2 separate regions of the Homo sapiens genome follow, and region 1 is linked to region 2. A link is a contact called in ENCODE Hi-C or POLR2A ChIA-PET data. All regions are on one chromosome and are shown on one strand. The core of a region is the stretch at or near the end of the contact, and the rest is flanking DNA. Distances in the headings are between cores, read along the strand shown.

The links. Hi-C counts contacts between places; a loop is a spot of excess contacts on that map. ChIA-PET counts read pairs that join two places held with the same protein, here RNA polymerase II (POLR2A). Pooled maps may share reads with other maps.
Region 1: a map of naive thymus-derived CD4-positive, alpha-beta T cell shows a loop between it and region 2 (9-fold over the local background). The contact joins the promoter of SART3 here to the promoter of POLR3B in region 2. A Hi-C loop is called at or near these places in 1 of 168 maps with a recorded cell type or tissue (naive thymus-derived CD4-positive, alpha-beta T cell) and 8 of 50 pooled maps. POLR2A ChIA-PET finds 5 or more read pairs at or near these places in 3 of 52 experiments (A549, OCI-LY7 and activated CD4-positive, alpha-beta T cell).

What each region holds. Positions count from the first base shown.
Region 1 is chr12:108,559,256-108,565,353 of GRCh38, forward strand. SART3 (spliceosome associated factor 3, U4/U6 recycling protein) reads right to left here and starts at 1,918. Exons shown (of 19, transcript NM_014706.4): 1 at 1,588-1,918. The coding sequence starts at 1,899. It overlaps ISCU (iron-sulfur cluster assembly enzyme), which reads left to right and starts at 3,341. Exons shown (of 5, transcript NM_213595.4): 1 at 3,341-3,481; 2 at 5,024-5,137; 3 at 6,066-6,098. The coding sequence starts at 3,368. RefSeq lists enhancers at 1,997-2,056, 2,067-2,166, 3,021-3,080, 3,151-3,230, 3,761-3,830 and silencers at 3,441-3,560, 4,521-4,570.
Region 2 is chr12:106,354,446-106,360,840 of GRCh38, forward strand. POLR3B (RNA polymerase III subunit B) reads left to right here and starts at 3,303. Exons shown (of 28, transcript NM_018082.6): 1 at 3,303-3,506. The coding sequence starts at 3,435.

The DNA of each region.
Region 1 (6,098 bases), core at 668-3,167, 2.2 Mb after region 2:
GTGATTTCACATCCAGTGTGGCATCTAGTCCACATTTTAAGTGTAAATCCCACTATGAATAACTTAAAGGAAATCATTTCATCATTTGTTCTGAACCTCTGTTTCTTCATCTGTAAAAAGAGAATGCGGGCCGGGCGTAGCGGCTCACACCTGTAATCTCAGCACTACGGGAGGCCAAGGTGGGTGGATCACCTGAGGTCAGGAATTCAAGAGCAGCCTGACCAACATGGTGAAACCCCGTCTCTACTAAAAATACAGAAATCAGCCGGGCGCAATGGTGCGTGCCTGGATCCCAGCTACTGGGGAGGCTGAGGCAGGAGAATCGCTTGAACCAGGGCGGCAGAGGTTGCAGTGACACGAGATGGTGCCATTGCACTCCAGTCTGGGTGACAGGGCGAGACTCTGTCTCAAAAAAAAAAAAAAAAAAAAAAAGAGAGAATGTGCTCCATCTCTTCTGTTTGCCCCCTCCAAAAAACACCCTACCCTCTCCTCCCTGCCCTGTGTCCCCGAGTATAGACCTCATGCACAGGTTTCCTGGCTCTCCAGCTTCCAGATGGGTCTGCCCAGCAGGAGGCACCAGCAGAAGTTTGGTGGGAGGAAGAAAGAGAGGTCAGGGTATTTCTTCCCCCACCTCAATCCTTGACAGGAAACTGGGGCTGCTTCCCTTGAACAAAGTTATCAGCAGGTCTCAGGTGCCCTCTCCACACAATTCAGATCACACCCTTCACCCCTTCCGGCCCAAAGATGGACACCAGGTTCTGGAGTTACCAGCTATGGGATACTAAACCTTCACTCCCGATTTCCCTACCCACACCTTTATTGAGTTTCTCTCAGATCATCCTAATTTAAATGTGCCACCTATTTCCTGCTGAGATCCTGGATTATACAGTAGATATCACCACCTCATAAGGTTACAAGTGAGAGACCATGTTATGACTAGATGCTAGGCACTGAGCTATAGTTACTGTTACAACAATTATATTATGCAGAAATTGTTGCTCCCAATCTGCAGATAAGGAAGTCGAGAGGGTGAGAGAAATTAAGAAATTCTTACAAGCACATACAAGAGTTGAACAGCTAGAACTGAGGCCTTAACCTCCAGAACCAGAAACCTTTCCATTTCTATTATCACCATCGCGGTCAATATTTTTCTTACCACAAGTTTCATCATCGCCGTCATTCCTACATAACAAAATAACACTCTCTTGCGAATGAGTTTATTTCTACTGTTGGACGTGTGGTTAAGAGTGGGAGTTCTGGAATGGGATCAAAGTACAAGGCCTGACTTGCAGGAAGTGTTATCTTGAGCAAGAAACTTTCCTCCACGAGCCTCAGTTTCCTCCAGTAAAATGGGGATAGATAACAGGGCTTCCTTCACAGGGTCGTGGCGAGGATTCAATGAGATAACGTTTGCAAGGCAATGGGCAGGCAGTAAGCACTCAAATCCGACAGGAGCTACTGTCACGAAAAGCGGGTTTGCAGCCTTGGCGGCTTTATCGCCGCCGAGGACTAGGGAGGCGGGCCAGGACATGGGGACCCGAGGACCTGAAAGACTGGAAGATGCCCGCTGCCCACCCCCGGGCCCACCTGCTCCTCCAGTCTCTCAATCTCCAGCTGGTTTTTCTCCTCCTCTTCGTCATATTCCCACTCGTACTCCCCGGGGGAGCTCTCCGCGGAGGAAGCCATGGCGTACTCATCCCCATCGCTCTCGCTCACGCCTTCCTCCTGCTGATCCCACGCTGGCCCCATGGTCTTGTATGTCGCAGCGGCCACAGCCCGCGATAACACCTTCCTCCTTGTCCTAGCCGCCTTAACCTCATCCTCCTCTCCGTCAGCCTTGGGCCCAGCCTTGGACTCAGCCTCGGGTTCTGAAGCCGAGGTTTCGGCCGCAGTCGCCATCTTGCGCTTCTAATGACTCTCGGGTCTTCCCGCGGCCGCCGAAGACCCGCTGAGGCAGAAGCTGCCCGCGGCGCGCGCCTTATCAAAAACCCGTTTTCTTGCCATTGAAAGAGAAACTGGGAACTTAGATAACAGGAAAATCTCCACATACACTAAATTCACATTATTTTATACCCTGTAAAAGCTCCCACCAGATATAAAAACTCATTATAATGGCATGCGTTCCGTCACAACTTCGGACAGAAGTTGGGTCTTTGGGCAGGAAGTGGAAGCCATAGAGGAAGTCATGGAGCGAGAGTGATGTCTGTAGTGAAGAATTTGGCGCCATCTTGAGAAGGTCAAAGTGATTCTTCGATTAAATGCCTTACTTATCGCCTAGTGTGACCTGGCGCTTGGGTTTACTCTCCCCAGCAACTGCGCCTCAAACGCAAAGAAAACTGCAGGTCCTCGGGGAAGGATCGATTTCACCATTCAAGAGAAAAATCCATTTCCCAGATTCCTCCCCTTTATGTAAACGTCTGGTACCTAGTAGACGTTAAATACACGTGAGTTTTCCGGTTTTATAAGATCACATACTGCAAACCAACAGTAAATTACATTAATACGCATTTCTTTAGAAATTCTTAATTGCTAGGCACTGACATATAAATTGAGTTTGCTGTTGTTTTAGAGAGAAAAATAGACATATTCATTTTTTTTCAATCAGGACATGGTATTCGTTTCCTTCTTAAGCTTCCCATTTTTGAGGTAGGAAAGTATTGGTGTGTGTCTCTATCTCTACCTTGCTCCCTCATTAGCAGGCTTAATGGGCAGGAATTATGTCTGTTTTGCTTTCCGTTGGATCCCCGGGTCTAGTAGAGCGCCTTGACACATAGTAGGTACTCGACACAGATGCTGGCTTCATGATGAAGCAATTGTCCTCGAATTAATACAAAAGGGAAGATTCAGACTCAGCGAGCCGGTACCATTCGTCTAGGGACACACAGCCAGGAAGGAACCGAACCAGGATTCTAACCCAGGATTACCCAAGTTCGAATTCTAATTGAACATAAGTCCTTAGCGACCTTGGACGGACTTACTAAACTGCCCTGAATCTCGGCTTCCTTAGCTGCAAAATAGGGTTAGGAAAAGTGGACTCGGTGCTCCTCTGCGCCGCATTCCCGCAGCGGGATTTGTGAAAGCGAACTTGAGCCCCACACTGCAGAAGCCCTGAGGTCCTGTCTCAACCAGAATCCAGCACCCAGGACAAGCCCTCCAGCGACTTCAGACCTTCCCGCTCCCGACCCCGCCCGCCCCCGAGAGGCGTGGTCAAGGCGGGGCCAGAAGGCGGACGCGTGCACGGAGCGGTAAAGCGCAGGCGCAAAGCTTCGGTGACGTCAGAGAGGCGCGCTCCCAGCTCGGAGCCGACTCGCAGACGCGCCCCGCCCCTCGGCGTCGCTCTGGACTGGCGCAGGCGCAAGCCGGCAAGATGGCGGCGGCTGGGGCTTTCCGTCTGAGGCGGGCGGCATCGGCTCTGCTGCTGCGGAGCCCCCGCCTGCCCGCCCGGGAGCTGTCGGCCCCGGCCCGACTCTATCACAAGAAGGTAGGGACAAAAGAGGGACGCGCGGAATGCCGACTCAGCGGAGGCCTGGGCTGGAGGGGCGGCCGCGGGGTTCTGCGCAGCTAGGACTGGGAGCTGTCCCCTCCCACGTCTTTGCCCTGACTCGCTTTCCCTTGCTGCGCAGTGAGGCTCACTGCAACTGATAAACAACAGTTACCGCTCATCGGGCGGCGACTTCCAGGGGGCCCCGCCGCTGGCCGCGACTTCGTGCGTCCCAATTTTAAATTCGCCAACAGCCCAGGAGGCAGGGTCCTGTTGGGACTTGTCTTTCTGAGTCCAGGGACAGACACACCCCCGGAGCGGGCTCCGGCTTCAGCCACTCCGCTGCCCTGGCCAGATGACCTTGGGCTAGTCACTGCGCCTCTCTGAACCTGTTTCCCCAGGTGTAAATGGGGGGCTCTCAGCTGTCCCTTACAAAGGATACTGTGCGTGGAGTCCTGGCATGGTTCCTGGCACATAGGCCCCAGCACGAGGAGACCGTTTCTGTTACTGCTTTAGGAGTGCATAGGGGAGTCAGGCTTGTAACCAACATGCGTAATGTTTTTGTTTTGTTTGGGGGGTTTTTTGGCGGGGAAGGAGGGATAGATTCATAGTCTGCAGCCCCTTGCTGTCTGGTGGCACAAAGTCCCCCAGACGTGAGACTCCCACTCGAGAAACAACTAAAGAATGCCATAAATCAACGTGGCACAAAAGGCCCCTACATTAGATACTATCCTGAGGTCCCTTTTACTTGGAGTCAAAATCCTTAGTCAGATGGGGGGAAAAGGGGACTGGAAGATCGGCGTGCTTACTACTAACCAGTAACCAAACCTCAAGGTTATTAAGGCCTTCTGTGTGCCAGTTCGAATGGATGTTTATTGTGATCTGGCTTCTGCCCTTTCTCCAAGGGCTTCTTCACTCCTCCCCCTCCCGGGGGTGTGTTTTGTTGAGGGTACACCCTGAAGAAACTTGGACTAGCAGCCTTTCAGCAGCCAGGGTGCGCTGCTGCACCAGGGTGATGACAGGCTGTGAAATACGGTAATGGCACTGTTTTTATTTTAAAAGACACATAAACGTACACATTCCATAGCATTGTTCCCTGTGTAACAGTCACCTTAAGGCTTCTAAGAAAGCTTTCCCTCCCTGGGCCATGGTTATTTTTAGAATTTTTAAATAGTAATCATCCTTTGAGGATGGATTTTATTTGAAAATAACAAAACTGCTGTTTGAGCCCAAGTCTGGTGATGTAGGTGGGTGAAAGTCAAGTATTTTTGTAAAAATCCTATGGAACTAAGACATGATTTCACTGATTTTTTTTTCTTCTAGGTATCTCAAATCTGTGAAGTATTGTAGAGGAGACACAAAAGGAATTGGGGGTCACAAATGGTTCTCATTGACATGAGTGTAGACCTTTCTACTCAGGTGAAATTTGGTATTTAGTGATTGCCTGCCAGGTTCAAGATGCTGACCGAGGAGCTTACCATCAAACCAGAGACCAGTACCAATAGAGAGTGAACATGATTTATCTTAACCCTCTCATTTTAGGTTGTTGATCATTATGAAAATCCTAGAAACGTGGGGTCCCTTGACAAGACATCTAAAAATGTTGGAACTGGACTGGTGGGGGCTCCAGCATGTGGTGACGTAATGAAATTACAGGTATGGCTAGTCTTTTTTAATAGTGATAACAATAATCCCTTTAAGTTTACAAAGCACTTGCGCATTTCACTTGGTCTCCATCTTTATTCCTGTGAGATCTCCAAGCATTTCACTTGGTCTCCATTCCTGTGAGATGGGATGAGTCCATGTTAGATATGACTGGAGCAGGGCCTCAATCGTAGCTCTCCTGCTAGGCTAGTGTACTATGCCAACTTTTTCCAAAATAGAAAAGTAATCTCATTTTTGTACTCACTGTATCAGTTTAAATTCTGACTTCAGCCAACTAAAGAGTTTTGTGAATTTTACTGATCAAAGGAAAATCCCAGTGAGCTAGCAGTCCCCAATGAAACAAGAAACACAGTAAATTAAACCTGTCCCCAGATTGGGGGAAACATGAAAATAGTGTCTAGTGCTTTGGGTAAACTGTAGTTGTAGCACCAATCTGCTGCTTCATGGTGAGTGGGCAGCTTGCCAGAGGTCTTCATACCTATCTTGGAATACAGAAACAAAACAGGAGGAAACCACTAAGTGTAATCTGCTGCCCAAGAAAAAAGTATTAACCAGAGACCTTTATTGTGGACTCTGTCAGTGTTTAAAGAGGCCAGATTGCCCCAGCAGCTGTGAGCAGACTTCCACAAATAGAAGTTCATAGCCAAAATGCAGGCCAGAGTCACAAAACAAAAGAATATTGGAGTGGAGGGACATATTTTTCAGCTGATCTTTGTCAGTTGGGCCTGGATAGTTGTCCCTGCATTTCACTTTTCATCACTGAGCTCTTTGAAACAAGGCAAAGTCAGTAATTAATGCCATCACTTAGTGTGGAAAGCAAGCCCAAAGCCCTTGGGGAAGGCCCTGGTGAACCTTCGTGAGTGCCAGGTTCCAGAGGGTGGTCCCAGGACTCACCACTTAACTCTTGTCTCTTTTCTAGATTCAAGTGGATGAAAAGGGGAAGATTGTGGAT
Region 2 (6,395 bases), core at 2,053-4,552:
TCAATTTTTCATCTGGCTACCATAAGCCATTGTACATTAAGTGATAAGATAGTATTCCAACATGTTAACCATTTTTCCTTCTGTGATTTTTTTTTTTTTTTTTTTTTGAGACGGAGTCTTGCTCTTGTCGCCCAGGCTGGAGTGCAATGGCGTGATCTCGGCTCACTGCAACCTCTGCCTCCCAGGTTCAAGCAATTCTCCTGCTTCAGCCTCCCGAGTATTTGGGATTACAGATGTGCGCCACCACCTCGGGCTAATTTTTGTACTTTTAGTAGAGACAGGGTTTCACCATGTTGGCCAGGCTGGTCTCAAACTCCTGACCTCATGATCCACTGCTTCGGGCTCCCAAAGTGCTGGGATTACAGGCGGCGTGAGCCACCGCGCCCAGCCTTGTGATCTCTTTTCCCTAATTTCCCACCCCTCTATTCAAACCACTGGTCTTTTTGTACTAATACCTCAGGAAAAGGACATGGCAGCAGAAAACAAAGAAATGCTGAGACTGTTCCTGGCTTCTTGGTTTCAAAACTCCAGTCCCTTAGGGTATCAGAAAGAAGTTATAGATTTGATCTGGGGGAAGGACTATGAGGGACTGTGGCAGCTATGGTCTAAGGGCCAACACCGTTCAGCATTAGCCGATTGTTGCCGTATAGGACTTTGGGACCATGGCTACCAGAGCCTCCTGCTTTTGAAGAGAAACTAAAAACAATCAGGATTCTTAAAAAGTGAGTATAATATCAAACATCACCCATTCGTTGCATTTTTTCTTTCAACTCACTCATTCAACACAAATATATTCAGGAACAACTGATGGGTTAGAAGTTGGAAACACAAAGACAAACAAGATAGTTCCCGTACCAAGAGCTCAGTCTGGATAATGAGACACATAAAAAGAGGATATGGCATTGAGTGATAAGTCTTAGGTTAGTGATTTCCAAAGCATAATCACTGGAAAGCAACAGCAGGGAACTTACTAGAAACGCAAATTTGCAGGCCGGGAGTGGTGGCTCACGCCTGTAATCCCAGCACTTTGGAAGGCCGAGGCAGGCGGATCACCTGAGGTATGGAGTTCGCGACCAGCCTGGCCAACATGGTGAAACCCCGTCTCTACTAAAAATAAAAATTTAGACGGGTGTGGTGGCGCATGCCTGTAGTCCCAGCTACTAAGGCGGCTGAGGCAGGAGAATCACTTGAACCCAGGAGGCTGAGGTTGCAGTGAGCCAAGACCGAGCCACTGCACTCCAGCCTGGGTGACAGAGTGAGACTCTGTCTCAAAAAAAAAAAAAAAATGCAAATTTGCAGCCAGCGCGGTGGCTCACGCCTGAAATCCCAGCACTTTGGGAAGCCGAGGCAGGCGGATCACCTGAGGTCAGGAGTTTGAGCCCAAACTGGCCAATATGGCGAAACCCCGTCTCTACTAAAAATACAAAAATTACCTGAGTATGGTGGCACGCGCCTGTAATCCCAGCTACTCGGGAGGCTGAGGCAGGAGAATCGCTTGAACCTGGGAGGGTACAGTGAGCTAAGATTGCACTACTGCACTCCAGCCTGGACGACAGAGTAAGACTCCATCCCCGCCCCCCACCAAAAAAGCAAAATTTCAGCCCCAATTTACCAATCAGAAAGCTGAGATTAGTTTAACAAGCTCTCCAGGTGATTCTGATACACCCTAAAGTCGGAGAATCACCTTGATAATGGAAAGCAAAGAAGACTTTGGCACAGACAACCAACACACTTGAGCCAACCTTGAGATCCTCTGCCATCTATAAATCACTTTCACAGTCCCTTCTAGGCTAGATGCTAAATTGGTTGCAATCTGGTAATGCACAATGATGAGACACAAGTTGTATCTTGTCTCTGTAATAAGTAAATTGTAAGAACTTCAAAGGCAGGGTTGATTCTACTTTTGGTGTTTTTTCCATTCTTCTCGTATTTCAGATATCAGTGCAATACTTAGAAAATACGGCCGGGCGCGGTGGCTCACGCCTGTAATCCCAGCTACTCGGGAGGCTGAGGCAGGAGAATGGCGTGAACCCGGGAAGCGGAGCTTGCAGTGAGCCGAGATTGCGCCACTGCAGTCCGCAGTCCCACCTGGGCGACAGAGCGAGACTCCGTCTCAAAAAAAAAAAAAAAAAAAAAAAAAAAGAAAATACAAGTACTGAAATTTAAGTAGCTCTTTAGTAAATAAGAATAATTAACCTGGTGCAAGGGTTCTACCTTTATGAGGGAGAAATTGGAAAGCATATATGTACTTACAAATTTTCATAACTTTTCTTATCGTTGTAAAATATACATAAAACTTAGCATTTTAACCCTTTAAAATGATGTACAGGTCAGCAGCATTAAATACATTCACACTGTTGTGCAACCATCACCATTCTCCATTTACAGAACTTTTGCATCTTCCCAAACCGAAACTCCGTACCCATTAATTAATTGGTGCATTTTGCCTTGTTTTTTCTAATAGGATTTTTCTTTCTGTTGATTTGTATGAGCTCATTTTAAATTAGAGAGACCAGCCCTTTGTCTTCTGCCAATTTATTTTTTATTAATTCTATTTGTTGGTGATTTTTTAAAATCTGTTCAGAAAATTAAAAATTTTCCGTGGAATCATAAAATCGTGTTTAGATTATAAAATCCTTTATGATTTGACTGTTGCCGTCTTGAAAGTCTTCAACATCTCAATGTTATGAATATCTGCACTTACATTTTCTTCTAAGTTTTTGTTAACATTTCAATATTTAATCCACAAAAGATTCACTTACATGTATTTTTTCCCCAAATGGGTAATCAGCTCTTCAAACATTATTTACTGGACAGGCCATCCTTCCCCTACTAACGTAAATGTCATCTTTTCATATTAAATTTCTCCATGCGCTGGGTATTTACTCCTACATCTTCCATCTAGTGCTTTTGAGAATTTTCAACACTCTTCCATTACACGCATGTACCATCATTTATTTAATCAATCTTCTATTGGTAGGCATTTGGGACGTTTCCTGCTCTTCCATACTAAACAATGCATAGAATTTTGGACTACATTAAATAATTCTCTGCCTCAGTGGTTCAAGTTGCGTAAATTATGCGTTTACACTTTTCTTCGGATTACTTTTAAAATGACAACCACTATGTTTTGCTGGTCTCAATTACCAGAGAATTGGCAAGAAACCTGACAGCTGGGGCTTAGGATTCCCTGCGCCAGACCTCCGAGCTACACCAGAGGGCGTACTTTCCTTACTCGGCCTCGGCCACATCCGGGTTCCACCGCAGATTCGGGCAGGGAGCGGGCGGAACCTTTCTACCGCGTCTCTAGCTAACACGCACGGCGGGGACAGTTTAGGCCTCCGCGCACCGTTCGCCGGGAGTCTTGCAGTTTGCTTGGTGCAGGGAAGGCGGGCGCGGAGGTTCTATCTGTTTCTTCCTCCTTCGTGAGCAGCATGGACGTGCTAGCGGAGGAGTTTGGGAACCTGACTCCGGAGCAGCTGGCGGCGCCGATCCCGACTGTAGAGGTCAGTGCCAGGCACGCAGGGAGCGTCAGGGACAAGGATGCGCCCTGAGGGGGCGTTGCCCGGAGTGCTCGGGCCGCCAAGGGGGCGGGCTGGCGGTTTGTGCGCATGCGCCGGGCTTCTGCGCATGCCCAGAGCGTCGCGCTTGCGAGTCTTTTTTCCAGAGCCGGCCTCCGCGTGCGCGAGTGAAGGCTGATCCCAGAGGAGCTGTCAGCCGCTGCGGGGGCCGAGAAGCCCCGCTGCTGGCTCTAGGGTTGGAGCTCTTCCAGCATAGGTGTGCGTGGGGAGGACTGACCCTCGCACTTACTGTGGGGGACGTATTGCATGTTTGCAGTCTTACAGAGGACACGGGGCCAGGGAGCTCAGGCCATTTGCATGAGGCACCACAGCCGGCTGTGGGGGTAAAACCAGATCGTCTGAATTCCAAGCTAGTCATCTTTCCTTTTAACTTGAAGTTCCAGTTTGGGTTGCAGGGGAATTTTAAACGCCCTCAATATTTACTAAAGAATTTGCCTGTGTGTTTTCTGGGGGAGAGACTCCACAGCTTTCATCAGCTTCTCGGAAGTTAAGGACAGCTGCCCCACAGCGAGCTGCCCAGTGAAGTGCGGCTGTCGACATATTTTGTTATCTGATAAGGCACATTTTGTAATCTCTCTGAGCCTCAAAATCTACACTGACGTGGAATAGGGAAGTGGAGACGTGGCCGGAGAAGATAGCAAAGGAGAGATTTCAGGGAAAGAGAACAGGATACTTGAAACCTCCTCGGCAAGACCATTGGATGTTTTTGAGGAAGGAAAGTAAATCCAGTAGTATTAGAGTGAAGAAAAATAGAGGAGAAGAGATAAAAGACAGGGTTAAGTAAGGGTCTTGATTATGAAAAGTTTCAATAAACATCTGACAGAGCTTGGACTTTGTCTTGGAGCAGAGCTTTTGAAGGGTTTAAGCAGGAAAGTGACATGATCAGTAAGTCTATCGGATTATAAGAACCTCCTTGGCTAGGCGTGGTGGCCTGTAATACCAGTAGTTTGGGAGGCCAAGGCGGGCGGATCACTTGGGCTCAAGAGTTTGAGAACAGCTTGGGCGACATGGCAAAACCCTGTTTCTACAAATAATACAAAAATTAGCTGGGTGTGGTGGCGTGCACTTGTCCCAGCAACTCAGGAGGCTGAGGTGGAAGGATCACTTGAGCCTGGAAGGTCGAGGCTGCAGTGAGCCGTAATTGTGCTGCTGCACTCCAGCCTGGGTGACTGAGACCTTGTCTCAAGGAAAACAAAACAAAACCTCTTTATAATAGTTTGACAAGTTAAGGAAGTTGAATTAGCAGTTCCAACAGATTCAGTCTATAAGTGCATGCAATAGGCTGCTGATCATCAGGCAAAACTATTTTTTTTTTTTTTTTTTGAGACGGAGTCTAGCTCTGTCGCCCAGGCTGGAGTGCAGTGGTGTAATCTCGGCTGACTGCAACCTCTGCCTCCCGGGTTCAAGCAATTCTCCTGCCTCAGCCTCCCAAGTAGCTGGGATTACAGGCGCCCACCATCACCGCCAGCTAATTTTTGTATTTTTAGTAGAGACGGGGTTTCACTGTGTTGGCCATGCTGGTCTCGAACTCCTGACCTCGTGATCCACCGCCTCGGCCTCCCAACGTGCTGGGATTACAAGCGTGAGCCACCGTGCCCGGCTGCAAAACTGTATTTTAACCGTGAAAAGTGAATATCAAAGAGCCAGCATTCACTGAGCACTTGCTAATGTGCCAGGTTCTGTTTAACCATAACATGCATTATGTTATTTAATCCTCTGAAATAAGTACTATTTTCACCCCCATTTTGCCAGAGAGGCCCAAAGATGTTAAGTAAATAGCCTTGCATTAGAAGCCTGGTAGTGGCTAATCTGGAATTTGGACTCTTGTCAGTCTGACTCGAGTCTTCATCCCTAACTGCTATCGGACCGCTTCTCCAGAGAGCTGAAGAAATAAGCCTGGGAGATTTCTATTTCTTATCTGAATTTACACAGCTATGAAGTGAACAGTGCTATAATTCCAGCCTTCTGATTGAAGAATAACAGTTCCTCTTCCTGCACTCTGTATCCAATCCACCATCACCTCTAAAAAGTCCTGAGTTCTTAATCTATGCATATCTGAAACTTCATTCCCACCGTTTTCCAGCCCAGAACGACTGTCCTCTCTTACTTCCTAACTGGCCTACCTGGCACCTGACTTGTCCCAATCCAGTCTGTTCCTTGCTCTGCAGCCAGAGCTGTCCGTTTAAACACACAAACATGGTTATGTTGCTCCCTTGGTTAAAGTTCTTCAATCTCTGCCTATTGCTCTTAGGGCAAAATCTAGTGTTTACCATGTTTGTAATAAATTTCCTCAGTCTGACCAGTGCTTACTTCTCTAGTCTCTTTTCCCATGGTTCCCCCCTCTCCCTCCCCTGAGATCTTTCTACTCTGCTCAGTTTCTTCTGGATCGCTCTCCCCTTCCTATTTGTAGATTAAATCCCACATATCTATAATATAACTTCCCTAGGAAGGCCTTTCCTGATTCTCCCAGAAGATGGTAGATCTCTGCTACTTGCTGCCATTTCCTTTTAAATTGAGATATTAAAATATTTACTTAAACTTTCCAACTTCAGTGTTTTCGCTGCAACTTTTTCTAGTTAGGAGCTCAGTTTTACTTGAACTGGCCATGCCTGGTGTGTATTTTTTTGTGCTTATGGTAGCACAGCAGCATGGTAGTATGGTAGAAACAACACAAGCTTTGGAGCCAATTAATCAGTTACTTGTTGAATAAATATTTGTCAGTGTTACTGAGTACTTACCTGGTGGTGTATTATTCACAGGGTTTATACAAGTTCAAAAAATGTGTTTTCTGCCTCCCAGTGTGTTATAGGCTTA